Linked DNA regions of Homo sapiens: region 2 is linked to region 1. Evidence: chromatin loops called from intact Hi-C (ENCODE). Cell type or tissue: natural killer cell. All regions are shown on one strand.

Region 1 (5,000 bases):
CATCCTTCTGGCCAGAGTCAGAGAAAGGCCCAATAAATGTAAAGGCGCTCTGGTTCCTTGTATTAAACTCTTTCCTAGGCTCACGTTTCCGGGACCTGATGGATCCCTTTAACCTCAAGTAGTTTCTAATTTCAGGACAGATAGTGGATTCTTGGACACTCAGTCGTTTTATTCACCTCTCTCCTCCTCCCTCAGCTACTGAGGGGCCCAGGGAAGCTCGCAGTCATGTAAATCTCTACAAAGAGTGCAAGGAGAGCCCCCTCCAAAGCGGACAACGTCCTAAAATCCCCAACTTTTCCCCTCATCATTTTACTTCATCTCCTGTGGATTGCTGCTGCTGTTGTTGTTTAATAAACATCTTTTGTCAAGGGGAAAGAGAAGAGGAAATGAGGGCCTGCGGGGTGGAGGTGTGTGTGGGGGGACAGGAGCACCTCCTCTTCCAGTATCCTCTCGGGCCTCTATGGCTTCTCCCCGGGCTGGGGCTCTCTCCCTCCCTCCGCCCTTGCTCTCCCTCCCTCCCCGACCCGCCTGGGGAGAGGGCTCTACAGCCTGCGTCCCTCCCAAGGCAGCCCGCCGCTTCCCTCCGCCTCTCCTCCGCCCCCGCCGCCCCATGTTGAGAACTGCCCCCCTTCCTGCAGCGGGAGGGGGGGACCGGGCGGCCGGTAGCTGGGGCTGAGGTTACGTGGCCGCCGGAGCCCTGACGTGATAGCACATTGCATCAGCATAAAACAATCCATCCTCGATATGGAGTGCGGTGCGGACGGATGACAGCGAGAGCGCAGCCCCCTCGCCCGATTGATTTATGTCGGAGCTGACGCTTTATCAGGCAGTCGGAAAAACTTTGACCAATCATTTTGCAAGGAGAGCTGAGACGGGCTGCTCCACTGTACTTTGTTGGCTGAGAAGTTGAGCAGGGGGTGGGGGTGGGAGGGTGGGGGGCTGGGGGGGTCGCGTCCGAAAGCCCTCACACCGGTCCGGGTGCCACCTCTCCCTGCTTGGGCGCCGCCGCGCGAGCGCTTCCCTTCCCCCTGCAAGCGCCCGGATAATGTCTGAGAATGTCCATTTCTGGGACGCTTAGCAGCTATTATGTCGACTCGATCATAAGTCACGAGAGTGAGGACGCGCCTCCAGCCAAGTTTCCTTCTGGCCAGTACGCGAGCTCGCGGCAGCCGGGCCACGCGGAGCACCTGGAGTTCCCCTCGTGCAGCTTCCAGCCCAAAGCGCCGGTGTTCGGCGCCTCCTGGGCGCCGCTGAGCCCGCACGCGTCCGGGAGCCTGCCGTCCGTCTACCACCCTTACATCCAGCCCCAGGGCGTCCCGCCGGCCGAGAGCAGGTACCTCCGCACCTGGCTGGAGCCGGCGCCGCGCGGCGAAGCGGCCCCGGGGCAGGGCCAGGCGGCGGTGAAGGCGGAGCCGCTGCTGGGCGCGCCTGGGGAGCTGCTCAAACAGGGCACGCCCGAGTACAGTTTGGAAACTTCGGCGGGCAGGGAGGCCGTGCTGTCTAATCAAAGACCCGGCTACGGGGACAATAAAATTTGCGAAGGAAGCGAGGACAAAGAGAGGCCGGATCAAAGTAAGTTATAAAAAGTGAGGAAATACCCAGGCCGAAGGCCAGGAGGGGGGCGGGGAGGGGAAAGGCAATAAACTGCGGACAATGTGAAGGGAAACTGCGGCGGTGGCCGGAGAGCGGGCCGGGAGGAGGAGGGGAGAGGAAGGAAAGACGGAGGGAAGGGGAAAGCTGCGTGCTCTAGAAGGGGAGACTGAGGCCGCCAGAGGAGCGCTGCCCCCACTTCTCCAAGTCCTGCGGGGAACAGGGGCTCGGGGATCGACTTGCAGCTCTCTCGGCCCTCTTTCCCCCTCTCTCCCGGAGGCCCCAGCTGAAAGCCCGGCCAGAGACCGGCGACGGCCGGGAGAGGAGCTGGCGGGGGCCGGGGCCAGCGGCCAGCGAGGCCGAGAGCCGGCGAGGGCAAGGGCCGGAGCGCACTGGGCTGCCCGGGGCCGTGCGGCTGGCAGAGCTCCCCGCGCCACGCGCAGACCGTAAAAGCCGGCCAAGGGGAAGGGGGAGGGAGCTCATTAGGATTTTATTTGCGATGCAACAGCTTGGCGGAGGATTGTTCCTAGCAGATCTCGCGCTGTAGCCGCGCAGAGTCCGCAACCGGCGACAGGAGGGGCGGGGGAAGCCCAGGACGCGGTGACTGAGCCCCCTCCCCGGATGCGCCGGCCCCTCCCCGGGAGCCTTCCCTCCGGTGGCCCCTCTCCTCCTCGGCGTCCTCGCAGGGGCTACCGCTTCCTTTTCTGCGGTCCCCCGCTGCTCTCTGCGGGGCTCCCGAGCCCCAGCCCGGGCTGTCCGCCTCTTGGGGAGTCGGGGAATCGCTTCCGAATATCGGGGCATCTCGAAGGGACCCCGGGGAGAGGAGGGGTGGGGGGAAGAGAGAGTTGCAGAGAGGCGGAGAACTTTACCCTTTGTGGGTAGTTTCCCGTCACCTCCCACTCCTCAAAAGCACCCCGGCCAGAACGCCAAGTCTGGCTGATTTTCAGGAGGTGCTACTAGATGAGAAGAGAGGGTTCTCCTATTATTTATTTTTAAGGTTGAGAAGGGCTCATCGGTGAGGGAACTCAGCCTCAAACAATGACTCGCAGGCTGGTGGATCAGGTCCTCGTTTCTTACTCTTTTTGGGAAGTAGGGATGTTTTAGTCTCTCCTTGCCCTGCTAGATTTCCCATTGACGGAGTGGCCCCAGGGCCCTTTAGAGCATCCTTGCCTGCTGGAGAGTAAAGAGCAGCCCCATTCCTTGCAGGGTCCTGTCACCTCCAACCTGCCAGGTGGAATCCTAAGAGCTGGCATTTAGGGAACACATTCTTCCCCAACCCTCCCCGCACACTCCCAAACAGATCCCCCACCCTAAACCCCCAAATTCTGCCTGAAAAGCCCATTATGGCAAGGCAGCCATTTGGCTAGGATCAATTATTAACAGTTTTTTCCCTCTTTCATATTTAATGCGGCTGCGGGTCCCATCCCAGGCAATCACATTAAGGAAATAGCGCTGCAAATTGGTAAGACACGGTACTTAGTGTAGGATGAACCAAATTTTTTATATAAAAAAATCCAGTGTTTTTCACTTGGGGAGAAGGAAGCTAGTAGCTGGTGGCTGTTATTTTTAATTGGCTTAGCTTTATTTGGCAACTTTTTTGAGTTCCAGAGTAGGGGGAGAGAAGGTAAGAAGAGAAGCCTGTATATATTTTTGTTTCCTCTCTTCCACTCGGTTACCCTCTTCTCCCCTCCAGCCCCCACATAGGATCAATTAAGGCTAGGTGTGCTGTGAAGGGCTTCCTTTTACCTCCACATCACCCCTGGCTCCCCACCTTGGGACTGGAGCAATTTTATTCCCTAATTTCCCTGCACTTGCGTTAACCAAACTGTGAGCTGAGCAGGAGCTGAAAAGGAGAGAGACTATTGCAACCATAAGTTATCTGTGAGCCCCCAGTGCTCCCCTGTCCATAAGCTGGAGTTGATAAATGGTTGCAATTGCATTGCGTGTGAATTGGAGTGTGCTGGCTGTTTGTGGCTCTAAGTGCAGACCCATATTCGTGGTGTGTGGTGGTGGCAGGGGGGGAGATTTCTACGCAGACACACATGCCTGCTGCCATGTGGTCTAGAGACACAAGCTTGTTTGTGATCAAGGCAGGGGATATTGGGACTGGACTGAAGGGCTGAGAGGTCTCTTGGGGTGAAGTGACACCCCAAATGCAGTGACTGAACAGACATCTCACTTCCCCACCCAACTCCTCCTCTCACCTCCTAGAGCCAGGACCCTTCAGGTCAGCCACCCACCCCTAGTCAGCCTGGGAGTGCTGCTGGTGGGACTTCAACCATGCTGAACTCTGACCTGAGTCCTAAGCAGTTTGGACCCAAGTAGAGAAAAATTGAGAGGGAACTTGATGTAGGCAGAGCTTTGGAAGTGCTGAGGAAGCCTGGGCCCACGTTTGGCTCCATCCTTTCCACACAGCCTCTCACCTGGAGGTGTCTATAGCAATGGCTGGCCCATCTGTGACACCCTTCCTGGGAGCTTGAAGACCCAGGTGGCCTCTTCTCCAGTGCAAGATGGGGAGTGGAGACCAAGGGAGTGCCCTCTTGATCTGGGGCCCTTCACCCCCTTCCTTTCTTTGATTCTATCGCTGCTTCTCTTTCAGCCAACCCCTCCGCCAACTGGCTGCACGCTCGCTCTTCCCGGAAAAAGCGCTGTCCCTACACCAAATACCAGACGCTGGAGCTAGAGAAGGAGTTTCTGTTCAATATGTACCTCACCAGGGACCGTAGGCACGAAGTGGCCAGACTCCTCAATCTGAGTGAGAGACAAGTCAAAATCTGGTTTCAGAACCGGCGGATGAAAATGAAGAAAATGAATAAGGAGCAGGGCAAAGAGTAAAGATTAAAGATTACCCCCAGTCCTCCCTAGCTCTTCCCCATCTCACTCTTAGTTATGTGACGACTGCAAAGCCAGTGCTGTCTGGGATGTATTCAAGTGAATGGGGAAGGGAGTCTCTCTTCCAAGTCCTTTATCTGCACCTAGAACCTCCCTCCTTTCCTTTGCCCTTACCTGTCTCTCTCTTCTCTCTAGGTGTCAGGAGAAAGTTTTGTTGATTTAGAAGATAGAAATAGTTGGTTCCTAAGAATGTGATGGGCCACAAGGAAAGAGAGACCCCAGTCAAGCTCCTAGTATGCCCTGTAATTTTTCTGGGAAGTCCTAGCCCCTCACTTCCAGCTTGCCTGTTTCTTCTCTACACCCACCCAAAAGTCACCCAGGGACACTCCAACTCTACACAGCTCAGCAGACATCCACACACAGTAATGGGGTGAGCTCACAACCACCATTCAGTCAAGTGAGGTGACACTCCAGTTGCAGACCATCGCACACCAAATTTGGCAAAACAGCCCTCAGACTGTCAGGCAAGCCCGGGTTCTACCCCTAATGCAAATACCCACCAGGGAGATGTCTAGAGG
Region 2 (5,000 bases), 540 kb after region 1:
TTTTGAGATGGAGTCTCGCTCTGTCCCCCAGGCTGGAGTGCAGTGGCATGATCTCGGCTCACTGCAAGCTCCGCTACCCGAGTTCACGCCATTCTCCTGCCTCAGCCTCCCGAGTGGCTGGGATTACAGGTGCCCGCCATCACACCCAGCTAATTTTTTGTATTTTTAGTAGAGATGGGGTTTCACCGTGTTAGCCAGGATGGGCTCGATCTCCTGACCTCGTGATCTGCCCACCTCAGCCTCCCAAAGTGCTGGGATTACAGGTGTGAGCCACCACGCCCAGCCTCTTTATCATTTTTTTAAAGACAGTCTTGCTTCCTCACCCAGGCTGGAGTGCAGTGGCACAATCACAGCTCACAGCAGCCTCAACCTCCTGTGCTTAAGCGATCCTCCCAGCACACCCAGCTGATTATTTTTTGTAGAGATGGGGTCTCACTACGTTGCCCAGGCTGGTCTCAAACTCCTGGGCTCAAGCAGTCCTTCTGCCTAGGCCTTCCAAAGTGCTGGAATTACAGGTGTGTGCTGCCGAGCCCTGACCTCTCTACTGATTTTGACAAATAGCTTTCTTGAAACCCTAGAGAACTAATTGTAAACAAAAAAACACGTTGGGAAGGCTGGCTGGGAATCTCCAGTAATACAGTATCTCTGGATGTAGATGCTCTGGGATGAGCCAGTAAAGAAAGCTCAGGAAGAAGCGGGGATCTGTTTTCTATATTCTTCTTATTTGAGTTGCTCTTAAGACAGTACTTAAAAAGTAAGGAAAGGGCCAGGCTCAGTGGCTTAGGCCTGTAATCCCAGCACTTTGGGAGGCCGAGGCAGGCAGATCACCTGAGGTCAGGAGTTCGAGACCAGCCTGGCCAACATGGTGAAATCTTGTCTCTACTAAGAGTATTAAAAAAATTAGCTGGGCATGGTGGTGAGCGCCTGTAATCCTAGCTCTTTGAGAGGCTGAGACAGGAGAATCGCTTGAACTCAGGAGGTGAAGGTTGCAGTGAGCTGAGAGTGCTCCATTGCACTCCAGCCTGGGCGACAAGAGCGAAACTCTGTCTCAAAAAATAAAAGTGAGTAAAGATCGAAGTCATGAGAATGCTTTACTTTAGATTTCCCCATTTGGGCGCTTTCTTTACCTAACAATTATGCCATTCTATGACTGTTCCTCTCTGAGGCCATGCTAATTAATGATAAAGGGAGGATAAGCTTGCAGTAGGTAGAGATCAGTTAGAAGCTATGCTGACCCTTTCGGCTCATAGCAGAAGGATCAGGTGGATAATAGTCAGTGCTGTTTTATTTTTTGGCCAGATCTCATGCCAGTAATCCCAGCACTTTGGGAGGTCAAGGCAGGTGGATCGCTTGAGCCCAGGGGTTCAAGACCAGCATTGGCAACATGGCAAAAACCCTTCTCTACCGAAAATACAAAAATTAGGCAGTCTCATAACCTGGTCTCTAAATAAGCAAATAAATAGATTAAACTTTTCAAAAAGAAATGCTATTTATTTTTCTAAGACAAATTTTATATATATATATATATATATATATATATATATATATATATATTTTTTTTTTTTTTTTTTTTTTTTTTTTTTTTTGAGATGGAGTCTCGCTCTGTCACCAGGCTGGAGTGCAGTGGCGCGATCTCGGCTCACTGCAACCTCCGCCTCCCGGGTTCAAGCAATTCTCCTGCCTCAGCCTCCCGAGTAGCTGGCACTACAGGCGAGCGCCACCATACCCAGCTAATTTTTATACTTTTAGTAGAGATGGGGTTTCGCCATATTGGCCAAGCTGGTCTCGAACTCCTGACCTTGTGATCTGCCTGCCTCAGTCTCCCAAAGTGCTGGGATTACAGGCGTGAACCACCGCACCCAGCCTTGTAGATGGACTCTAAGTGCATTCTGTCTATACATGCCAGTTTTACAGTGTTTAGAAAACTTAATGATTACACTAAGTAAGCTTCCTTTCCTAAGGATGCTAGGAATAACCAGTTTAACCTCAAATTGGTATTATTTTAAACTCAAGCGGAGACGTAACTCTTCCTTGTCTTGGATTACCTGCCATCCAGGTAATTCTTTGGCCAGTTTTGTTGATCAATTTTGTTTCATTGATACAGTGCCATCTACTGACAAAAATTGGTAATCATAAGGCTTTAAGTCTGTCAGAAGTCAAAGAGTTGGGTCCGGGCACGGTAGCTCATGCCTGTTAATTCCAGAGTTTTGGGAAACCAAAACGGGCAGATCACTTGAGGTCAGGAGTTCGAGACCAGCCTGGCCAACATGCTGAAACCCCATCTCTACTAAATATACAAAAATCAACTGGGCCTGGTGGCAGGTGCCTGTAGTCCTAGCTACTCAGGAGGCTGAGGCATGAGAATCACTTGAACCCTAGAGGCGTAGGTGAGCCGAGATAGCACCATTGCACTGCAGCCTGGGCGACAGAGGGAGACTGTGTCCCCCTCCCCCAAAAAAGTCAAATTTGGATGAAGGACTAAATAAAATAGATTTATAAGGGACTAAAATTTCAACACTGGAAAAACCCTTAGATGTTACCTAGCTTGATGATGTATTTTATAAAGGAGTAAACTCAGATTCTATTATCTTTGATAACTACAGTTCTGTTTTCCCCACACTTGTTTTCCAAATTTTTACAGGGTTCCAGTTTAGAGAATTTCATGATCATTCTGGCATTTTTATGACTCTTCCTTAGTTTTTAGAAATAAATTGGAGGCCAGGTGTGATGGCTTATGTCTGTAATCCCAGTAGGAGGCTGAGGTGGGAGGATCACTTGAGCCTGGGAGTTTGAAACAAGCCTGGGCAACATATTGAGAACTTGTCTCTACTAAAAATTTAAAAAATTAGCCAGGCATGGTGGCGCACACCTGTGGTTCCAGCTACTCAGGAGACTGAGGCAGCGGGATCACTTGAGCCCAGGAGGTCAAAGCTGCAATGAGCCATAATTACTTCACTGCATTCCATCCTAGGTGATAGAGTGAGACACTGTCTCAAAAAAGAAAAAAAGTTGTAAAATAAACTAAATACAATAAGTTAACAAGAAATTTGTGAATCGTAAGTTCAATTCAGAAAAGACTGCATAAAGAACAAGAGAACATGGCTGGGCACAGTGGCTCATGCCTGTAATCCCAGCACTTTGGGAGGCCATGGCGGGTGGATCACTTGAGGTCAGGAGTTCGAGACCAGCTTGGCCAACATGGCGAATCCCTGTCTCTACTAAAAAAACAAAAACTAGCTGGGCATGGTGGCACACACCTGTAGTCCCAGCTACTCAGGAGGCTGAGGCAAAAGAATCACTTGAACCCAGGTGGCGGAGGTTGCAGTGAGCCAAGACTGTGCCACTGCACTCCAGCCCGGCTGGAGTGAGACTCCATCTCAAAGAGGGGGAGGTGCGGGGCCGGGGCTGGAGCTGGGTTCGGTGGCTCACGCCTGTAATCCCAGCACTTTGGGAGGCCAGCACGGGTGAATCACGAAGTCACGAGTTTGAGACCAGCCTGGCAGCTTGACCAACGTTGGTGAAACCCTGTCTCTGCTAAAAATACAAAAATTAGCCGGGCGTGGTAGCTCACACCTGTAGTCCCAGCTACTCAGGAGGCTGAGACAGGAGAATCACTTGAACCCGGGAGGCAGAGGTTGCAGTGAGCCGAGATTGTGCCACTGCACTCCAGCCTGGGCTGGAGTGAGACTCCGTCTCAAAAAAAAAAAAAAAAAAAAAAGTCCAGGCACGGTGGCTCACGCTTGTAATCCCAGCACTTTGGAAAGCCAAGGCAGGCAAATCACGAGGTCAGGAGTTGAAGACCAGCCTGGCCAACGTGGTTAAACCCCGTCTCTTCTAAAAATATAGAAATTAGCCAGGCGTAATGGCGGGCACCTGTAAAACCAACTACTCGGGAGGTGGAGGCAGGAGAATCGCTTGAACCCGGGAGGCAGAGGTTGCAGTAAATTGAGATCACACCATTGCACTCCAGCCCAGCTCACAGAGTTGAGACTCCGTCTCAAAAAGACAAAAACAGACTGGGCATGGTGGCTCAGCTCTGTAATCCCAGCACTTTGGGAGGCCGAGGCAGGCGGATCATGAGGTCAGGAGATCGAGACCATCCTGGCTAACATGGTGAAACCCCGTCTCTACTAAAAATACAAAAAATTAGCTGGGCGTGGTGGCGGGCGCCGGTAGTCACAGCTACTCAGGAGGCTGAGGCAGGAAAATGGTGTGAACCCAGGAGGCGGAGCTTGCAGTGAGCTGAGATTGCACCACTGCACTCCAGCCTGGGGGCAGAGCAAGACTCCATCTCAAAAAAAAAAAACAAATTCAAATCCAGTACTTTGATGAAAAGGAAAACTTGGAATAGGAGAAAGTATGAGTCAGAGAGTAATATGTAAGTTTTATTGATATGTGCACATTTTTAGGAGGACTGCTTTTCTTTTTTTTTTGAGACAGTGTCTCACTCTGTTGCCCAGGCTGGAGTACAGTCGTGCGATCTTGGCTCACGACTGGCTAATTTTTGTATTTTTAGTAGGGACAGGGTCTCGCCATGTTGGCCAGGATGGTCTTGAACCCCTGACCTCAGGTGATCTGCCCGCCTCGGCCTCCCAAAGTGCTAGAATTATAGGTGTGAGCCACTGCACCCAGCCTTTCAATTTAATGCAATATTTTAGCTACCGTGCTCTTTTACAACGGTTTTTTTGTGAAGATGGAGTCTTGCTGTGTTGCCTAGGCTGGTCACACACTACTGGGCTTCAGGAATTCTCCCACTTGGGCCTTCCAAAATGCTGGGATTGCAGATGTGAGCCTGCACGCCTGGCCCTAGCTACCATGCTTTATGGTAAAAGGAGTATTGGGAGCCTTTTAAAATTACCAAGAATGGGTATAAAAGTTTTAAATGGATACACAAGAATAAAGAAGTTTGCTGTGAAGGCCAGGCGTGGTGGCTCATGCCTGTAATTCCAACACTTTGGGAGGCCGAGGCAGGTGGATCACCTGAGGTCAGGAGTTCGAGA

The links. Hi-C counts contacts between places; a loop is a spot of excess contacts. Peaks named below come from ENCODE experiments on the same cell type or tissue, not always from the same donor. Only the 100,000 strongest peaks of a DNase experiment are listed, where the experiment ranks them.
Region 2: a loop joins it to region 1, with 4 times the contacts of the local background. A loop is called at or near these places in 7 of 110 quality-filtered maps.

The regions. Positions count from the first base shown.
Region 1 is chr17:48,622,325-48,627,324 of GRCh38, reverse strand. HOXB9 (homeobox B9) reads left to right here and starts at 967. Exons shown (of 2, transcript NM_024017.5): 1 at 967-1,572; 2 at 4,190-5,000. The coding sequence starts at 1,056. The coding sequence ends at 4,425. RefSeq lists a silencer at 1-26 and an enhancer at 1,437-2,114. In natural killer cell, no CTCF peak of the experiment used is centred here; DNase peaks (open chromatin) are centred at 684, 1,214 and 2,174; H3K4me3 peaks cover 1,107 bases; H3K27me3 peaks cover 3,105 bases.
Region 2 is chr17:48,077,506-48,082,505 of GRCh38, reverse strand. All of the region lies in intron 1 of CBX1 (chromobox 1), which reads left to right. Among named protein-coding and RNA genes, the nearest start is that of CBX1, 21 kb to the left of the region's middle. In natural killer cell, a CTCF peak has its summit at 2,102 (motif pointing left); a DNase peak (open chromatin) is centred at 2,115.